2 separate regions of the Homo sapiens genome follow, and region 1 is linked to region 2. A link is a contact called in ENCODE Hi-C data. All regions are on one chromosome and are shown on one strand. Each heading gives the region's core, a stretch centred on a gene start or an enhancer-like site at or near the end of the contact. The rest is flanking DNA. Distances are from core to core; before and after follow the strand shown.

Region 1 (3,311 bases), core at 344-2,843, 450 kb after region 2:
TGCAACCTAAACTCTCTCTCTCTGGAATGTAAAGGAAATATCCCCCACCCCCGTCCTTTTCCAGGCATCATTTATACTTAATCTAATGTTACTAAATGACATAAATGAGAGACCACAATTCCATTTATCAGGCAAACCATCACACCTGTCAAAGTCATGAATAGTAATAAGAAATACAAAGAGCACAGGATAACTTCTATCATTTAATAATTGCTCACTATGAGAAGTATTGTTCAGTCGTTTTCCACACTGAATTCTTTCTCTGTACACACTCAGAACACACTGCCAATTGATAAAAGGAACATAGCTTCAAAAGAAAATTCTTCTAAGTAAAGAAAAGCTCTCTGTTAAGCATGCAAGAGGTTAAACATTGCTGAAATAGTGAGACATTTTCTCAGCCCACACTTCCCAGTTCCATTCAATTACCAACAGCACAAGCGACTATAATACAAGCGAATACTGTATTATTAAATCAGAACTTCCCATTTACATCCACCTCTAACCTGAGGGGGTTGCAAGGGGATGACATTTGCTAGTCAACAGCAGAACAAACAGCCCCCAACTTGGAAATACACATGACCTTGGGGTGTGGAATGCTCAGAGACTGAGTTTCACAAGTTTTATTTGGATCTACTGCATAACAACACATCTAAATGGACCCAGCATGATGTAAATGTTTCTATACCTACCTCCTCCCTTCCAAAAAATGTTAAGAGAGCTCTGCACTTTGAAGTCTATGCTTTAGATATAGGAATAATATTGATGATTAACCAGAGACTAGTCCATTCAAATAATTATTTGATTATATTTGTTCTAAACAACTTGTTGGTTGATTTATTTAACATCATTTGCTAATATATTTGGGGGGTTTCCTGGAATGGTTCCTATCCTTTGAACCCTGCTGAAAGTATTGCTCTAAAATATTTATATTTATAAAGCAAGATATAACATAATGACATCAACTTCACAAAAAGCAAAGCTCTCAACTTCCCCTCTAGAATTTAGTGCATAATCACTAACAGATTGTCTTGTAATAATAATAATAATAATAATAATAATAATAGTAATTATTAAAATATTTTTGTAATCATTGCCAAAAGTCCAGTTTCAAATTATAAAAATAAGCATAACTTGTTTTTAAATTTTTGTATGGCAGTCTGTATTTCTCCCCCACTTGTAATCATTTATAACAATATTATTTTTCTTACCTTATTTTAACAGTCACAAAAGTCCCCCAGAAAGATTCCTAAACGCTGTGGAAATATAAATCACAATAAAAAAAAAAAACTCTCAAAAGATCGTCTTAGCTGGGGAAAAAAAAATAGTTTGGTCTAAAACTATAGAAATCTCCAAAGTCACGCCTGAATGAGCGCCCAGGTGGCAAACAGAGGACTCTCTCCCACGTCCGATACCACACTCCTTTGTCAAGTTGATATGGGTCCTGTTGGTGAAGCGGGTCCCACAGGGCACAGAGGGTGCAAGAGGGCGTTGCCTTCAGGTGCTGGAGCAACTGGTCCGCTCGCGTCTCAGGTTCAGCACCGACAGCACAGTGGACAGTACCAGCTCCTTTCACCTCCAGTTTGTCTCAGTCACTGAACCAGGCTGATTCTCGCTCCTCCTCCCTAGGCAGGAGCTGCTGCCACTCAACCCGGGGGTGCCCCGCCCCCACCATCTGACGTAACTATTTTGCATATCAACTCGCCGAGAGGTGAGGGGCCGCCCCCTTGACTGGGCTTCTGCTAGAGTCAGCTGCGGCAATCGGGGCAACAAAATTCAGGCTTAACGTCAGCGTGGGCATCTTTGGACTTCAGGATGTATTCTCAACCAGTCCAGTAGAAACTAAACGCTTTGACGGTGCTGGAGCCTTTGCCTTCGCGGGGACTGCCGTTTCTGCGCACTCTAAGATCGCTGCGGGCACAGCTCTGGAAGGAAGACGGGGCGGAGAGAGGGGGCAGTGGAGCACGGAGAGGACCGAGTGGGAGGCGGGTGGGGAGGAGACGGAGAAATAGAATGAATCTATTCAACCATTCTTGAAAACATCTCCAATCCTTTTCATCTTCCTGCCCAAACTTTGCTGCCTCTCCCTGCCATTTGGTTATTTGAACGGATCCGTATTTGGTGTTCCTACTCCCTTCCCTCGGTTCACGGAGCCTCTGGAGGGAGTCGCTGCTGCAGAAACTTGCCTGGAAGAAAAAAAAAAAAATTCTGAGCACTGAGAGAAAACGTGAAAGCTTGCAGCGCTAACCATCATTTCTAAACAGAATCTTAAGGAAAAAAAATACGAGTGCTCCATAGTATATATTATACTTCATATGCGTTCCTATAAAACCTACAGAACCTTCCTTATTCATTCTCATGATTTAAACAAATCCTCAAACTGTATAGACTTGGAGATTCCAGAGGGAAAAAAATTAAATAATAAAAAGTGAAAGTTATCAGCTTCAACTTCCACTGCCAAAATTATGAAGGTTATGCAATATTTATTATGTCTACTATATCAATATTTCTATGAAAGATGGGCTATGCTGGAAGCTTTACATAGCCTTTAGCAATTCTCTCAGTATTTGTGATATTTCTTGTCCCAGTGAAGCTCTAGCCTCCTTGAAGGCAAGAGAAAGGGGGCCTGTCATGCCAAATTCCACAGACTGCTTAAACTTGTAAACAAACACTTTCAGTGAACTGAAGCAATCAATCATCCAGAAGGGTGATTATTCACATTCCATGCACATGTCCCACCTACAGCTATCATGACTTACTTGGACAGAGAAGTGGGTATCTAAAACTAAGCTTAAATTTTCTTAAGTTGGATAAAGCATGTTTAATAAAAAAGGTTGTTTATTCAAATAATGTCATAGCATTTCACACATTGCTTTCCATCAGAATGCATACACACTGATATGTGTCATCATATGCCAGGAGTCTGATATCATCTAGCACTGGATCCACTCACAAGCATTTTTCAGGGACTCTAATCAAAGGAATACACTTACTTATTTCCCCATCAGGAAAAATAATGCATTTTATTTTCTCTAATATTAAGAAGTTATTTGAGGAAGTCTATTTACTTTGTGGACCCATACCCCCAAACTGCTTCTTTCTAGTTACTTAAAAAAGAAGAAATAACAGAGGAAAAAACTATGGTGTTTTTGCTTGAGGGAAGGAACATTTTTTTATTCTGATTCACACCCACATAAAACTTTCTCTATGGCTTTATTCCAGAAATTGCCCATTTCTTTTCTGAACGTACAATCCCCAGTACTATTTCTCCAACACACCTTGACTACAAGTTTTGCATTTTGGGTAATCTGCAA
Region 2 (3,462 bases), core at 750-3,249:
GGATGCACAACCCTAAATATACTAAAAATCATTGAATTCGTACACTTCATATGGGTGAATTCAATTTTATGTAAATTAAATATTAATAAAAGTGTTTAAAAAGAATAAATAATAAAAAGAATAAATAACATAGAGATAAGACCTGCTACTATGTAGAAAAAAATTAATGCTAGTAAACATTGTGAAATTCACCTAGGTCAAATTTGACCATGGGATTAACCCTCCCAGTAGTGACTCTGTTAAAAGCAAGTACCAGTTTCACAAAATGAGGAAGGTCTTATCTACAGAAATAAATCAAGACTAACTGGGTTTAAATGACAAAATCAGGTAATCAATGCAAAGTAGTTGCCTATATTGATATTTAAACACTTGGAAAATGTTGTTTTCAAATGATACATGGTTGCTGAGATGGTTTTGATGTTTTCTCCTTCAACATTGGAGGTGGGCCTAGCAGGAGGGGTTTGGCTCACGGGGGCAGGTCCCTTATGAATGGCTTGGTGCTGTCCTCACATTAGTGAGTATGTTCTCACTCCATGAGTTCACTGGAGATCTCGTTGCTTAAAAGAGCTTGACCCCTCACCTCTCTCTCTCTTTCTGAGTTCACTGGAGATCTCATTGCTTAAAAGGGCTTGACCCCTCACCCCCCTCTCTCTCGTTCCCTTTCTCGCATGTGATGCACTGTTTCCTCCTTTGCCTTCCACCATGATTGTAAGCTTTCTAAGGCCTCTTCAGAAGACTAGCAGATGCTGGTGTCACGCTTATTATACCGCCTGCAGAACTGTGAGCCAAATAAACCTCCTTTCTTTATAAATTAACCAGTCTCAGGTATTCCTTTATAGCAACACAAACAGACTAACACAGTTGCCATGTCCAGACAAAGTAAGTGTTCAGAGGTATAGGGCATAGTTAATTAATCCAGGTACAGGTGGTAAGTCCGAGCTCTTCCTAAACAACTTTGTGATTTAAATGAATGTCTCCTTTCTAGTCTTGCTACAAAAAGAATTGTCAATAATAATAGCTAATAGCATGACAGACTAACAAAATACTAAAACATATTTTACACATATACATGCTGTTAATAATTTTGCCTGGAAATGTGCTGGCTACTGCATAAACAATGGAGGTGTCTAGAAGAGTGTTTCCCAGTCCATGCTCACTGGAGACAGCTGTAAGTTACCAGGAGTTTCCTGGTTAAGTAGTGTAGGAAAAAGTTGGGTAACACAAGGTCCAATGTGTTTTCCTACTGTGTGACTTTACTTTGAAAAGCTAATGTTCACCATAACTTTCTAAGACGGTAATGTTGTACAACATATAATCAAAAAATTGTCTTTCACAGAACACACTTTAACTGTTTTCAGCGTGCAAAAACAGTACATGCCCTACAGAAGGAATGAAAAAAGTATTACCTGAAATCACACAATAATGACAAAAAAGTTATTATCCATTCAAAATCACACACACACACACCCCTACAGGTAACTCTACATATATTTAGGGTTTTGTATTAGTTACATTATTCTCTATATGGTGTTTTATAATTAATTTTTTTCTTAACATTACAAAATAGGCATATTTTTCTGTGATCATATTTTCATTTTTTGTAGCCTCATAGGTTTCTGTAATATATTTTAACTACTGGATTGTTTTACATTTTTCCACTTGGACTTTTAATTGCTTATTAAAGTGTTTGCATTCTAATTCTTTGACATCTATTGTCACATTGTTCCTCAAAAATATGCCCTTTACACTTTCAATTAGTATTCTTTACCCATAACTGTGTGAAACCTGTGCTTCCACTTTTTAAAACCTATTATATTTGTAGATATTTGAAACAATCTCATTGTTTTAAATTTTCTTTCACTGTTTACTAGTAAGCTAATAGCTTTTTCTGTTTGTTGGTCACTCACATTCTTACTTTTTTGAATTGTTTCCTTTCTCAAAACACTCTTTGTGAAGAGCTGTTTCAGGAGCCTTCCATCTGGCTAGATGACTCAGAGGACATGCAGAAACTCATTAAAGTGTGTAGAATGATCTGAGGTCACTTCATGACATGCTTTCTCACACAAGGAGAATGTAAATCAAAACCTGAAATTCATATTCCATTAACTCAGAACCAGTATGCACATCAGAGTATTGTATCATGAGTTTTGTTTGTTTCGGTTAAAAGTGATCTCCATTTTATTTAATTCTGCTTCTATTTTCTACTTAATATACAGACATAAAACATTCCAGAAATAATATACACAGTGAGAGCTATCGTGAGTAATAGAAAAATAATTTTAAAAATGGGTTTCAAATCTCCTAATCCTTTAACAAATCTAATCCATTAGCCTCTATCTTGTAATGAATGTTCACTCTCTAAGCTGGATTTGCTGTGCTGCTAACTGGATCCTTGCTTCCTACTTTCAGTCTGACACTGTCATCTGCTTAGATTTATGGTTATCCCAATGTCACCTTTACATACTAACCAATCTCTTCTAGAAAGAAGCAAACAGAAAAATACCAGCTCATTTTAAAGGATTTTTTTACATACAAGCCATTGTTTTTGCTCAGAAAGAAATAAACTTTACTTTGCACTGGTTTGATTATAGAAGCAAAGAGGTGCAGCTGGCTTTTAGTAGATTAATTGAGATTTTTTTCATAAAAGCCTGGGGTTATTTTCTCTATCCTATATGTACTAGGTATGAAAAGTAAGCATTTCAGTATCAATCTTAATATACATATTTTCTTTCCAAGTTTGAAGTTCACTTAATAAATAGTAAATTTTTTAAAGTTTTACTCAATTTAGAGCAGGACTATTTTATATAAAACAAACCATATAAAATATTTGAACAACTAATAATTTTTGATTATTTAAAATAATAATAGGAGCTACATTATGAATCGAGCCAAAATTGCTATGATGAGAAACACATGTTTTAAGGAGGAGGGTGGTGAGGGAAAAGAAGAAAAACAAATACTGAAAAACCACTGCTTGTGAAGCATTTACCATATATGTAGGTTTTACACTCCATTTGAACATAGAAACCAAAGTGCAGAAAGCATATTAAGGTGAGCCATGCAATACTGTTGATGTATGCCCATGTATTTCATATACAAAAAAAGGCAATTACCCATAGTTCAGAAATCAAAGCAGATTTGTCTACTGCCCAAATGTTTGATAATAGTGGATCGTTCTGTCTTTAATAACATACTCTTTTTGGCTTCTTAAATGACACACCCTGTCATTTTGTTTCCAGTCTCTGTGATCATTTAGCCTATATCCTTTGCTGGGTGCTTTTCATCTTCCTGACTTTTAGACAGTGGAGAGAATCAGCACTCACATCTGAGAATAAGCATGTGAGCTCTCCACCCTCCACTATCTCCTGTTCCATGGTTTATCACCCGTAAAAGAATTATAAGTTTCGAACTTATAATTCCAAAGCCAATTCCTCTTCTAAACTCCTAACTCCTACAACCAAG

What was found. Hi-C counts contacts between places; a loop is a spot of excess contacts on that map. Pooled maps may share reads with other maps.
Region 1: a pooled map shows a loop between it and region 2 (2.0-fold over the local background). The contact joins the promoter of FSTL5 here to the enhancer-like site in region 2. A Hi-C loop is called at or near these places in 2 of 37 single-sample maps with no recorded cell type and 4 of 50 pooled maps.

The regions. Positions count from the first base shown.
Region 1 is chr4:162,162,407-162,165,717 of GRCh38, forward strand. FSTL5 (follistatin like 5) reads right to left here and starts at 1,594. Exons shown (of 16, transcript NM_020116.5): 1 at 1,209-1,594. RefSeq lists an enhancer at 1,748-1,857.
Region 2 is chr4:161,712,197-161,715,658 of GRCh38, forward strand. All of the region lies in intron 6 of FSTL5 (follistatin like 5), which reads right to left. Among named protein-coding and RNA genes, the nearest start is that of FSTL5-AS1, 310 kb to the right of the region's middle. Within about 2 kb of position 2,000, at least 3 of the 41 ENCODE cell types and tissues checked have a DNase peak (open chromatin) inside an H3K27ac peak, as active enhancers do.